Linked DNA regions of Homo sapiens: region 2 is linked to region 1. A link is an interaction called in ENCODE POLR2A ChIA-PET data of the cell type or tissue named here. Cell type or tissue: OCI-LY7. All regions are shown on one strand. Each heading gives the region's core, and the rest is flanking DNA. Links, peaks and the distances in the headings are about the cores only.

Evidence for each region. Peaks named below come from ENCODE experiments on the same cell type or tissue, not always from the same donor. Only the 100,000 strongest peaks of a DNase experiment are listed, where the experiment ranks them.
Region 2: POLR2A ChIA-PET joins it to region 1 with 9 read pairs; 15 of 35 experiments call an interaction of 5 or more read pairs at or near these places.

The regions. Positions count from the first base shown.
Region 1 is chr9:93,039,460-93,043,851 of GRCh38, reverse strand. No RefSeq gene overlaps it. Among named protein-coding and RNA genes, the nearest start is that of SUSD3, 17 kb to the left of the region's middle. In OCI-LY7, for the core only: no CTCF peak of the experiment used is centred there; a DNase peak (open chromatin) is centred at 2,561.
Region 2 is chr9:93,100,564-93,104,955 of GRCh38, reverse strand. The region is part of intron 1 of CARD19 (caspase recruitment domain family member 19); the gene reads right to left. Among named protein-coding and RNA genes, the nearest start is that of CARD19, 6.5 kb to the right of the region's middle. In OCI-LY7, for the core only: no CTCF peak of the experiment used is centred there; no DNase peak of the experiment used is centred there.

The sequences.
Region 1 (4,392 bases), core at 72-4,071:
ATTCTTTGGCTTGTAGAGGCATCACTCTACTCTCTGCCTCTGCTGTCCCATGGCCTTCTTCCCTGAGTGTATCTCTCCTCTTCTTTTTTTTTTTTTTTTTTTTTGAGACAGAGTCTTGCTCTGTTGCCCAGGCTGGAGTGCAGTGGTGCAATCTTGGCTCATTGCAACCTCCACTTCCTGGGTTCAAACGATTCTCTTGCCTCAGCCTCCCGAGTAGCTGGGACTACAGCCATGCACCACCACACCAGTTAATTTTTGTATTTTTAGTACAGATGGGGTTTCACCATGCTGGGCAGGCTGGTCTCGATCTCCTGACCTCATGATCCACCCCACCCCCCCCGGCCTCCCAAAGTGCTGGGATTACAGGTGTGAACCACTGCACCCGGCCCTCTCCTCTTCTTATAGGGGCAAAAATCATTGGATTTAGGGCCTTTCCTAATCCAATATGGCTGTTATAACTCTCATTCATATTAATGCTGCCTCAGCATCCATCTTGTCCTGTCCCTGGCTTGTCACACCTGACGTACATATTTTGACACAGTCTCCATGCAGTTCCTGTTTTTGCATTTTGGATAGATAAGGTCTCATACTTTGTACTGCAGGGTCACCTTACTTCTGCTTTAAGTCTGGTGAACTTGACAGTGTAGCCAAGTTCCAGTGCTTACCCTCACACTCCCTTTAAATCAACCAATGAGCCCCTGACTCGGGAAACGCACGTAGGTAACACCCTGGACCCCAGTAAAGACTTTGGCCCCCAGATCCCTCTCTTTTTCTCCTTACCTGCTGCTGAGCACATATGTCCCAGACGTCCCCTCCCCTTCCCATGGGCCTTGTGAACCATGCTGCCCTCTGCTCCCTGGGCTTTGTGAATTAGAAACTCAATCCTTTTGCCATTTTGGTCTGAGGTCCCCCACTGACTAAACCGAACCTAACCTAAATGCCTCACTTAAGTCACAAACAGTGACCTCATCTTAATTTAATGAATTGCATCTTATTTCCAAATCAGGCCATGTGCTGAGGTTCTGGATGGACATGAATTTGGAGGTGACATTATTCAACACACTGTACCTTGAAAGGCTTTCAGCCTTTCTCTGCCTCAATCTCCACTCCCCTATTCGGTTTCCTAGATCACTTCCCAAATAAACTCCTTGCATTGAAATCTACATAGCAGGGCCTGCTACTAGGAGAACACGCCTAAGGCATGGCCTCCCCATGCTGAGCTGCACGGTCCTTCTCTCCATGCAGGTGAGGGCAGTAGCCCTTTCCTGTGAGGTTTTGTTGAGGGCAGAGGAGAGAATCCTGTTGTCTCACAGAGCAAAATATTCATTTCATGACTCCGGGAAGAGGGGTGCTTTGAGACTATACCCCAATATAATTTTTCTTTTCTTGTTTTTTTTTTTTTGTTTGTTTTTTTTTTTTTTTGAGACGGAGTCTTACTCTGTCGCCAGGCTGGAGTGCAGTGGTGTGATCTCGGCTAACTGCAACCTCTGCCTCCCAGGTTCAAGTGATTCTCCTGCCTCAGCCTCTTGAGTAGCTGGGACTACAGGCGCATGCCATCATACCCAGCTAATTTTTGTATTTTTAGTAGAGATGAGGTTGTTTCACCATGTTGGCCAGAATGGTGTTGATTTCTTGACCTCATGATCCGCCTGCCTTGGCCTCCCAAAGTGCTTTACAGGCGTGAGCCACCGCACCCGGCCATGATTTTTCTTAAATGTGAATGGGCTATTCAGGTGTCAGCAGTTTTTCAATGTCTCTTTGGGACAGATGTTGTTGGAAGGGGTGGATCTTTTTTTTTTTTTTTTCTGAGATGGAGTCTTGCTTTGTTGCCCAGACTGGAGTGCAGTGGTGCAATCTCGGCTCACTGCAACCTCCACCTCCTGTGTTCAAGCAATTCTCCTGCCTCGGCCTCCTGAGTAGCTGGGATTATAGGCATCCACCACCACGCCTGGATGATGTTTTTGTGTTTTTAGTAGAGATGAGATTTCACCACGTTGGCCAGGCTGGTCTCAAACTCCTGACCTCAGGTGATCCGCCTGCCTTGGCCTCCCAAAGTGCTGGGATTACAGGCGTGAGCCACCATGCCTGGCTGGGGGTGAATAATTTACGTGAGTTTTGATAAGGTAAAGGGAAAGCCAAGCTTCCTTTCTGAGATGGAGATTCATGAGGAAGTTTTGTGTAGAATTTATAGTGGACAGCACTGGGGCACTGAAGACTGAGCTCTCCAAGGGGGCCAGGCCTGGCCCCGGCAGAAAAGAGGAAGAGATGCTATAAGCCTGGATGCTGGGTGGGGGAAATATGGCCAAGGCAGGAATTTTGGAGAGCAGAGGCTGATCCCTGCAACACAGTGGCTGGGTGGACAAGGACAGCAGTTGGCAGAAAACCTGACTCCACGTGAAATTTATTGACTCATGTAACTACTCTAGATGAAACCAGAGATCTGACTTCCTCCAACCTCTGTTTGGGCCTCATTGGGAGGCTCTTCCAGTTCCAAGATGGCTGCCCAAGCTCAGCAGCCAGGCTCCCTCCTGCCATCAAGGGGTGGGGAGGCCATCTTGGGTCATGTGACCATGCAGACCAATCACTGTGGCCAAGGGAATGAGGATGCTGATTGGCTTGGGTCAAGTCACGGGATCCCAAGAGGTGGAGTCTGCTTCCTGAAACACCTTGACTTTCCAGAAATTCGGGGCTCAGCTGACACACACCCAGCCTCTAGCTCTTTCTCTCTTAGGTGATGATACCCATTGCTGTCCCCAAGCCTCCAGGGCACAGCCTTGTGTTTGCCCCACCCTGGCTAGACAGGGAGGGTTGAGTCCAGCCTGGGGCCAGTACTGGGCATCCGTCAACCAGGGTGGGAGGAGGCCCCAAGGGAGCAAGGACAGACGCGTGGAAGTGGGCAGGCTGCTGCCGTCAGGGACCCCGGGAACACTCACGTCCAAGGCAGCACTAAGGCCTGCACCTCCTGTGGCCCAGCTGGAAGGGGCCTTAGTACACAAGGGGTTCAAGGGCCATGGAGCCTGACAGCTGGGAGATGGCATGTAGCTGCTGTCCGACCACACAGTTGTCATCCTGGCTAAGCTGCAGCCTTCTGGAGGCTTGTGGGAGCCTCTGTCAGAGCTTCCCACCTAGGAGCAGGGCACCAAGCCCAGAAATCCACCAAGGCAGTGTGAGGAGAGCAGGGTAGGCCCTGGGGCTGGGCGGCCCAAGCGGCTGCTTTCCAGGATAGAATGTATAGAATGTGGGGTGCGGGCCTGGCTGCTCCCCGACGGCCTGCCCTGCCTCCCTTTTTGGCCCACCCAGACCTCCAGGTTTATCTAACAACCCTGGAACTGAGGGAGGAACCCTGGAGGTAGACTGGAGGTACACTGGAGCCCGTGGCTTCCAGTGGCTCCCTTTCCCCAACCTCAGTTTTCTCCCCAGTAAATGGAGAGGAATCCTTCACCCATAGTAACGATGTGAATGATGTTGTGGGCAGGGAGCAGCCTGGCCTCTTGTCGCAGCCAGCTGCTGCAGGGACCACCAGGTGCCCCTGGGGAACCATGACTGCTTCAATCTGGCGCGAGAGGGAGGTCCTGAGGGGAAGGGTGGAGGGGCCTGGACCATACCTGCCCAGTGCCAGGCGCTGCCTGCATGGACATAGTGTTTCAGCTTCAGAGCCAACCGCCGCTGGCCCTGCCTACTGAGGCCCAGAAAGTACGGTGTCTTGGGGTGGGTGCCTGAAGGAATGGGCTGTGGGGTCATGATGCAGCCACCCCCAGGCACCGGCTGGGCCCAAAGCTCTCCCTGGATGTCCCTGGAGGGATCGTCCAGAGGGAGTTTGTTGGCAGAAACAGAGCAAGCAACCCCGAGGGGAGGTGAGCCCACCCTTCTTCCTGCACACTCACTGCCAGAACTGGCTGCTCAGAGGGGCTTGGATTCTGGGAAGTGGGAGATGCTCCTGGGGCAGCTGGTGATAAGACAGAGTTCTGGAGGCCCCCATGGCTGCAGGGAGGGCAGGGCTGGGACCACCCGAAGGCCTGGGCTCTGGCCTCTGGGGTAAGTCGCCCTCTTAGGCTGGGGCTTGTGGGGGCTAGTGGCTTTTCAGAGGCCCTGTCCTACTGCAGATCCTGCTGCCTCCGTGGGACGGTGGGAGGCAGGCACAGCGGGAATTGGACTGACCTGCATCCCAGTCTCCCTCTGCCCATGTCCTGGGGGCATGGAAGCTTGTCTGGGTCTTAGTGTGCCCATCTTTACAACAGGACCAACTATCTGAGAAGGAGCTGACTCTGATGTCCCCGAGACCCAGGATGGTGAGTGAGGCAAGGGAGCACTGAGCCTTTATGACCTCAGGCAGCCTCTACTTTCCCATCTATAAAATGAGGATTCCAGACCCAAAGTGCTCAGGGCCCCTAT
Region 2 (4,392 bases), core at 313-4,312, 61 kb before region 1:
GAGTGAAGACAAATGAAATAGAGAATCGAAAAACAGTGGAGAAAAATCAAGAAAACCAAAGTTGATTCTTTGATAACATCAATAAAACTGACAAAACTAGCTAGACTGACAAAGAAAAAGAAGACTCAAATTACTAGTATCAGGAATAAAAGTAGGACATTACCATGAACTTTACAGAAATAAAAAGGAATATAAGAGAATACTATGAACATTTGTATACCAATAAATTGGATAACGTAAATAAAATGAAAACATTCCTAAAAACACAATCTACCAAAACGGAACTGTGAAGAAATAGAAAATCTGACCAATAACTAGTAAGATTAAATCAGTAATCAAAAATGTCCCAAGAAAGAAAAGCTCAGGACCAGATAGCTTTGCTGGTTAATTCTACCATATATTTAAAGAAGAACTAATATAGCTTTGCTGGTTAATTCTACCATACATTTAAAGAAGAACTAATACCAATCCTTCTCAAACTTACAAAAAAAACTGAAGACGAGAGAACACTTCATAACTAATTCTATGAGGTCAGCTTTACCCTGATACCAAAATCAGACAAAGTCACTTCAAGAAAAGAAAACCACTTTGGGAGACAGAGGCAGAAGAGTCACTTGATGCCAGGAATTCAAGACCACACTTGGGCAATACAGCAAGACCTTGTCTCTGTGAAAAAAGAAAAATGGAAAAGAACACTACAGACCAATACTCTTTATGAATATTGATGGAAAAATTAATAAAATCCAGCAAATCAAATTCAGCAGCATATTAAAAGAAGTATACATTGATTTATTCCTGGAATACAAGGATGGTTTAACATGTACAAATCAAAAATCAATCAATGAAATATACCACATTAATAGAATGAAGGAAAAAATACATGGCCATTTCAGTTGACATAGAAAAAGCATTTGATAAATGTCATCATTCTTTCTTGATATAAATATTCAATTAATTAGGTCTAGAAGATGCTATGGTTTGAATGTGTCAACAAGCATGTATTGGAAACCTAATCCTCAAAGTAACAGTACTGAGAGATAGAACCTAATGGGAGGTATGTAGGTCATGAGGGCTCTACTGTCTTGAAGGGATTAATGCCAATTATAAAAGGGCTTGAAGTTTCAAATTTGTTTTCTTCCTCTCTTGCTCCCTCTCATTCTCTCTAGCCCTTCTGCCTTCCACCATGGGATAACACAGCAAGAAGACCCTCACCAGATGCTAGCTCCCTGATCTTGGACTTCCAAAACTCTAGAAGCATGAGCCTATAAATTTCTGCTCATTATAAATTCCCCAGTTTCAAGTGTTCTGTTATAGCAGCACAAAATGGACTAATACAGAAGGAAATTTCATCAACATGATAAAGGCCATAGAGTTGGCACTCTATCTCTGCAGTTTCCATATCCAGGGATTAAATCAACAGCAGATATAAAATATTTGGGGAAAAGCAATACAAAATAACAATACAACCAAAAAAATACAAGTTTTAAAAATACAGTACAACAACGATTTACATAGCATTTACATTGTGTTAGGTATTATAAGTAACCTAGAGATAATTTAAAATATATGGAAGGATGTGTATAGGTGCAAATATTATAGCACTTTATATAAGGGATTTGAACATCCTCAGATTATTTTGAGGGGATTCCTGGAACCATCCCACCTCATATATTGAAGGACATTTTTATATGAAAAGCCCACAGCTAACATCATACCTTAACGGTGAAAGACCGAAAGCTTCTTAAGATCAGGAACAAGATAAAGATGTCTGCTCTTACCACTTCTATTCAACATAGTACTAGCAGTCCTAACTAGAGCAATTAGGCAAAAAAAGGAAAAGGGAATAAAAGGCATCCAAATTGTAAAGGAAGAAGTAAAATTTTCTCTGTTCACAGATGACATGATTTTATATATAGAAAACCCTAAAATCTTTTTCTTTAAAGTTAGAGCTAATTAAAAGCATGCAGCAAGGTTGCAAGATATAAAATCAACACACAAAAATATTTCATCTCTACATACTAACAATGAACAATCCAAAAATTAAGAAAACAACTCAATTTATAATAGCATTGAAAAGAATAAAATACTTAGGAAAAAATTTAATCAAGAAGGCAAAAATCTTGTACACTGAAAGCCACAAAACATTGCTGCAAGCACTACCCAGAGCAATCTACAGATTCGATGCAATCCCTATCAAAATCTTAAGTGTTTTTTGCAGAAATAGAAAAACCCACCCCAAAACTCATATAGAATTTCAAGATACCTGTATAGCCAACAACAAAAATCTTAAAAAAAAAAAAAAACAACAACAGGGTTGGAGGATTCATATTTCCTGCTTTCCAAACTTAGTGTAAAAATATACAATAATGAAAACAATGTGGTACTATCATAAAGACACACATATGGGTCACTGGCATAGAATAAGAGAGTCTAGAATTAAACCCTATTTTTAATTAAAAGAGTGGAAAAAAAGAAAGTGAAAAAACAGTTCACATAAATGGAAGAAATATTTGCAATGCATATATCTCATAAGGGATTAGTATCCTTACTCCATAAAGAACTCCTACAACTGAACAGCAAAAGACACAGAGAACCCAATTCAAAAATAGGCAAAGAACTTGAATAGACATTTCTCTAAAGAAAATATACAACTAGCCATCAAGCACACAAAAAAATGCTCATCAGGCCAGGTGCAGTGGCTCACACCTGTAATCCCAGCACTTTGGGAGGCTAAGGGGAGCAGATGACCTGAGGTCACCTAAGGTCAGGGGTTCGAGACCAGCCTGGCCAACATGGAGAAACCCTGTCTCTACTAAAAATACAAAAATTAGTCGGGCATGGTGGTGCGTGCCTGTAATCCCAACTACTTGGGAGGCTGAGGCAGGAGAATTGCTTGAACCCAGGAGGTGGAAGTTGCAGTTAGCCGAGATGGCGCCACTGCACTCCAGTCTGGGAAACAGAGCGAGACTTGGTCTCAAATTAAAAAAAAAAAAAAAATGCTCATCATTAGTCATTAAGGAAATTCAAATAAAAACCACAATGAGATATCACTTCGTACTCATTAGGATAGCTATATATTAATATAACAAATGTTGGTGAGGATATGGAGAAATTCAAACTCTTTGGCATTAGTGGTGAAAATGTAAAATAGTGCAGCCACTGTGGAAAAAAACAGTATGGCAGGTCCTCAAAAATCTAAACATAGAATTATCCTGTGATGGCCGGCACGGTGGCTCACACCTGTAATCCCAGCACTTTGGGAGGCAGAGGCAGGCAGATCATGCAGTCAGGAGATCGAGACCATCCTGACTAACATGGTGAAACACAGTCTCTACTAAAAATACAAAAATTAGCTGGGTGTGATGGCGGGTACCTGTAATCCCAGCTACTTGGGAGGCTGAGGCAGGAGAATCGCTTCAACCCGGACGGTAGAGGTTGCAGTGAGCCAAGATCATGCCACTGCACTCCAGCCTGGGCGACAGTGAGACTCCGTCTCAAAAAAAAAAAAAAGAATTACCGTGTGATCCAGAAATTCTACTTCTAGGTATGTACCCTAGAAAACAAAAAGCAGGAACTCAGTCGAGGGTGGTGGCTCACACCTGTCATCCCAGCACTTTGGGAGGCTGAGGTGGGCAGATCGCTTGGGGTCAGAAGCTCAAGACCAGCATGGCCAACATGGCGAAGCCCCGTCTCTACTAAAAATACAAAAAGCTAGCCAGGCGTGGTGGCACTCGCCTGTAGTGCCAGCTACTCAGGGGGCTGAGGCACGAGAATCACTTGAACCCAGGAGGCGGAGGTTGCACTAAGCCAAGATCACACCACTGTACTCCAGCCTGGGCAACAAAGTGAGACTCTGTCTCAAATAAATAAATAAATAAATAAATAAATGCAGGAACTCAAATGGATACTTGCACACTGGTTTTCATAGCAGCACTATTCAAAATAGCCAAAAGATGGAAATAGTGCAAATGTTCACCAAAAGACGAATGAATTATCAAAATGTGGTATATACCTATGTACAATGGAATATTACTCAGCCCTAAAAAGGAAGGAAATTATGATACGTGGATGTTACAACATGGACGAACCTTGAAAACATTATGCTAAGTGCAATAAACAAGGCACAAACGGACAAATATTATATGATTCCAATTATATGAAGTACTTAGAGGGGTCAAATTCATAGAGACAGAAAATAGAATACAGATTACCAGGAGGTGTGGGCAGAAGGAGAAAGGGGAGTTATTGTTTAACGGGTACAAAATTTCTGTTTGGGATGATAAAGAAGTTCTGGAAATGGCCAGTGGTGATGACTACACAACACTGTGAGTGTATTTAGTATCACTGAAGTGTACACTGAAAAAATGGGTAAGAAGGTAAATGTTATGTTTC